Regions from separate parts of the Homo sapiens genome. Here region 1 is linked to region 2. Evidence: chromatin loops called from intact Hi-C (ENCODE). Cell type or tissue: ovary. All regions are shown on one strand.

What was found. Hi-C counts contacts between places; a loop is a spot of excess contacts. Peaks named below come from ENCODE experiments on the same cell type or tissue, not always from the same donor. Only the 100,000 strongest peaks of a DNase experiment are listed, where the experiment ranks them.
Region 1: a loop joins it to region 2, with 9 times the contacts of the local background. A loop is called at or near these places in 22 of 110 quality-filtered maps.

The regions. Positions count from the first base shown.
Region 1 is chr19:48,146,036-48,148,535 of GRCh38, forward strand. All of the region lies in intron 9 of LIG1 (DNA ligase 1), which reads right to left. LIG1-AS1 (LIG1 antisense RNA 1) reads left to right here. Exons shown (of 3, transcript XR_007067281.1): 2 at 1-83. Among named protein-coding and RNA genes, the nearest start is that of LIG1-AS1, 1.4 kb to the left of the region's middle. In ovary, no CTCF peak of the experiment used is centred here; no DNase peak of the experiment used is centred here.
Region 2 is chr19:47,976,266-47,978,765 of GRCh38, forward strand. It overlaps BSPH1 (binder of sperm protein homolog 1), which reads right to left. Exons shown (of 6, transcript NM_001128326.2): 4 at 1,108-1,239; 5 at 445-589. The coding sequence ends at 447. Among named protein-coding and RNA genes, the nearest start is that of BSPH1, 15 kb to the right of the region's middle. In ovary, no CTCF peak of the experiment used is centred here; no DNase peak of the experiment used is centred here.

The sequences.
Region 1 (2,500 bases), 170 kb after region 2:
AGCCCGTTGCTGAGTGCCTGGCACGTGGGGAAGAGTGGGTGGAAGAACATGCTTCCTCTCATCACTGTGCCCCCATCTGAGAGGTGAGGAAATTGGAGAGTGGGAAAGTTTGCCTGTCTCTTGGAGGCAGCCATTGGAGACAGAGGGGAAGTGACCAGGCTAGGAATGGTGCAAGAAAAGCAGTCATGCCTGGCGTGGTGGCTCACGCCTGTAATCCCAGCACTTTGGGAGGCCGAGGCAGGCAGATCACTGAGGTCGGGAGTTTGAGACCAACCTGGCCAACATGGAGAAATTAAAGGGGTTTGGAATAATCCCTGCTGTTCAGCAGAAAGGACAGGTGGGTTAAAAAGTATGACGCAGTGAGTCCAAAATCTCTTTGATGTCATGCCTCTACAAATGAAACAGATAACGACAAGAAATTCTTTCAGCTTTAACATTTCATGATTAAAGTTTAAGTCTAACAAAAAAGTGTCTGTCTCTATTAAAAATACAAAAGTAGCCGGGCATGGTGGCGCATGCCTGTAATCCCAGCTACCTGGGAGGCTGAGGCAGGAGAATCACTTGAACCCGGGAGGTGGAGGTCGCGGTGAGCTGAAATCGTGCCACTGCACTCCAGCCTGGGCAGCAAGAGCAAAACTCCGTCTCAAAAGAAAGAAAAGCAGTCGTAGTATCACTTGAAATAGAAAACAGAACTTTATATACAGTAGGACACTGATTTTATTTGGAAAACATATTTATAAATACACAAACACGGACACACACTCAGGAGGCACGATATGGCAATGGGGAAGAAATAACTGCTAGGAATCAAAAACATTCCTTAGGGTCCCAGGCCTGGCCCTACCCCCACCTCCCTGTGTGACCTGGCGAGGCCCGACCTAACCTCTCTGGGCTAATCATGTCAATGTGTGTAAAATGGCTAAAGTGCTCCCTTCCTCCACAGGAATACTGCAGAGAGGACGTTAACGTGCTATTTAACCTCCTTGATAAGGTCTCAATTGGGGGTACAAAATTGATGTCAAGAATCCTCCGAACACTTTTTTGTTAGACTTAAACTGTAATCATGAAATGTTAAAGCTGAAAGAATTTCTTGTCGTTATCTGTTTCATTTGTAGAGGCGTGACATCAAAGAGATTTTGGACTCACTGCGTCATACTTTTTAACCCACCTGTCCTTTCTGCTGAACAGCAGGGATTATTCCAAACCCCTTTTCCGTTAATTTTTTTTTAGCTTTCAGGACATCAAGAATTCAAGAGGGGATGAAGTCCACGCTGCTAACACCATCACATTGTATTTGAAAACACAATCTTTAGAGGAAAAAAATAACTTCAGATGGATATATGATTATGTAAGAAATCAGGCTGGCCGTGGTGGCTCATGCATGTAATTCCAGCATTCTGGGAGGCTGAGGTGGGAGGATCACTTGAGTCCAGGAGCTCGACCTGGGCAATGTAGTAGGACCCCATCTCTACAAAAAGTAAACAAAAATTAGCCCGGCATGGTGGTACATGCCTGTAGTTCCAGCTACTTGAGAGGCTGAGGTGGGAGGATCCCGAGCCCAGGAGCACCACTGCACTCCAGCCTGGGTAACAGAGCAAGACCCTGTCTTTAAAAAAAAAAACAAGAAACAAAAAACAAAAAACCCAAAAAACCTAAGTTCTATAAAGAGGAATTTTTGTCTGATTTGTTTCCTACCAGATCTCAGGCACCTAAAATCCAGTAGCTAACACGTAATCAGTCCTTTGTAAATACTTACTGAGTAAATAAATGAGTCCATGATTGACTAGTGAAAAAAAAAAATCTGAAAGTGCTCATTTAAATTTCTTTCATGGCAGATTTCCTGGGCTTCCTAGGGGCCAGCCCCAGTGCTGGGAGCTAGGCAAGAAGACTAAGAAGGCTGGGACCTCCCACAGCCCTGGCTCTGTGGGAAGGAGCTTATGTCTGGTTAGGGAGGCTCTTTACCATGTGACAAGACATAAAAGACAGTCTGACTCAAGTGCTGGGGACACGCACCTCCTCTCACACATGAAGGGAGAGGCACCCGGCTTCCCTAAGCAGGTGCAATAGGAGTTGGGGCCTGAGGGAAGCCTGCTGGGCAGGGTGGGTTAGGGACAGTGTTGTAGGCCGGGGTCAAGCATGTTCAGAAGCAGGGAGGAGGCTGGGTGTGGTGGCTCACGCCTGTAATCCCAGCACTTTGAGAGGCTGAGGCGGCCAGAACACCTGAGATTAGGAGTTCGAGACCAGCCTGGCCAACATGGTGAAACCCGGTCTCTACTAAAAATACAAAAATTAGCCAGGCTTGGTGGCGAGGCACCTGTAATTCTGGCTACTTGGGATGTGGAGGCAGAAGAATCGCTTGAACCTGGGAAGTTGAAGGTGCAATGAGCTGAGATCGTGCCACTGCACTCCAGCCTGGGCAACAGAGTGAGATTCCATCTCAAAAAAAAAAAAAAAAAGCAGGGAGGAATGACAGCACGTGGGGACATGGTGTGCAGAGGGA
Region 2 (2,500 bases):
AAGTGTGTGCCACCATGCCTAGTTACATTTTTAAATTTTTTCTTTTGTAGAAACGGGGTCTTGCTATGTTGGTCCAGGCTGGTCTTGAACTCCTGGCCTCAAGCAGTCCTTCCTTTTTGGCCTCCCAAAGCGCTGGGATTATGGGCATAAGCCACCACGCCTACCCCATAGACTTAATTTTTAAAAGGGACTAATTTTACACAGTTAGCAATTAAAGTGCTGAGGCTAAACTACAGATTTCCATATTAAAACCCCATAATCCTGAATCGAAAACCTCTAGTTATTTATAGTTAGATCACCTTCAACTCACATCCCAGAAAAAAAAAAAAAACAAAAAAAAACCCTCTCTAATGAGAAAGGGTTCTCCTCTGCCAACAAAAACTCTAGGTTCTTTCCAAGGAGAATGATTAAACGTCTTCATCCCCCTCCCCTGGTAAATCTCACCATCATTCACAGTATTTCCAAATTCGGTCCTTGTTAAAATTCTTGGTCAGTGAACACCATTTTTTCCCAAATGCTTCCCCATCATCAGTACACTCCCAGTAGATCAAGCGTCTGTACCAGAAGGGAAATACACAGTTTGCAAAATCTGCAGAGGAGGAAGAGGAAGAAGCAGAGTAAGAAACCTTTCTAATTTGCACCCACCTCCACCACACCATGCACACACATGCACACATATGCACACATGTGCATGCACGTGAACAAATGTGCACACATACACATGCACACTCACACAGACATACATGTATGCACACTGGTGCGCTCACACACACACGCGCAAATACACACTTTTGCTTCCTATTCAGTATCATCTGCTCTGCCCTATTTCACCAAAGGCACATGGGAACAATATTGGTGGGGGATTCAGATCCCACATCACTTTGCTGTTCTATTAAAAAGATTCTTTTCAAAATAATGTGGTTGAAATGCTCATAACATATCTATGGTGCAATGTGATTTTTATATCGTCAGAAATCGAACATCCTTTATTTTCACAACTTAATTGGCTATGGATTCTATTTTCAGAACCCTCTTGTGTTTTGCCTCAGATCCCAGCCTCAGAGACCAAGATTACTGCTCTGAGGTATTTAGAGACAGGACACTCACCTTCTGCACTGCAAAACTTCCAGTATCCTTCGTAGGTCTTGTTTAACGAGCACCACTTGTGTCTTGCCTTGGACTTGATGCAGTCATAATATGTTCCATTTTTATAGTGGAATGGAAAGACACACTCCCCATCTAGAGAAAACAAAATTCTTCCTCTGTTTCTGGGTGTGTTAGGAGAGAGGTTATCAAGCGACTGTCTTCCTAGGCGCTGTTGCCCTTTGAAATCAGAGTCATTGGCTGTGGCTGTAGTAAATGTTATTGTGCTACTCAATAGCAGAGCTTTGGCTCTCTAATGACAAAGCTCTTTTGTTTTATATTCCTGCCCCTGCCCTACTTCTTTTCCAGGTTATAAACAGTCTCAAAATTTTGCTTAGCATTTGCCCCAGTTTCAGAAATCTCTCCTAAGCGTAGAAATATAAATGTGGGCATTTATCTACCCAACAATTCTTCCCCCCTGCCCCTGGATCTCTTATTTTTACCTCTTTCCGTCATCTCTCTTTCTCTCCCTCTCCCATGCAACTATACATGTGTGTATGTGTGTCACCTGGGTATATCTGTGTTGTATGGTTTTATATATATACTTATATATGTTATATGGTTTTGTATATATGCTGTATGGTTAATACAGGATATATATATATATATATATATATATATAGTTATAGGTGCATACACACATACAGGCACACATACATAATTTTTTGCTACCCTTCAAAATGAATCATATTTTATACTTGAGTTTCCGACTTAACACATCACAGAAATCTTCTTAAAGTGATTGTGTAGCCCTAACTTCTTCATGGTTCACTGCAGCCTTATCCTCCTGGGCTCAAGCAATCCTCCCACCTCAACCTCTGGAGTAGCTGGGACTGCAGGTGCGTGCTACCATGCCCAGTTAATTTTTAAATTTTTTGTAGAGATGAGATCTCACTATGTTGGCCAGGGTGGTCTCAAACTCCTGAGCTCAAGCATCTTCCTGCCTCGGCTTCCAAAAATGCTGGGATTACAGTCATGAGCCACTGAGTCCGGCCTTAACTTCTTTCTAATGCTGATTCATGTTCTGTGATATGGATTCAACACAATTTATTCAGTATTTCCACATTCAGATTTTTCCTACTGTAAATACAGCTGTAGTAAACATTTCACATATTTAAGTCCTTATGTATTGAAGCATTTGTTTCTATAGAATCCCCAAAGCAAGGTTGCAAGGACACAATGTATATACAATTTTAACATTGATGAATATTGCTTTGTCAAAGGAAAATGGCAATTAGTCTTTCCCACCAATTGTGCTCCTTTACCTGAATTTTCATTAGCACGAAGCATTTACACACTTTAAAAATGTTTACCTGTATTACAGAAGATTTCTGCCTTGCTTTAAAAGATCTACTGG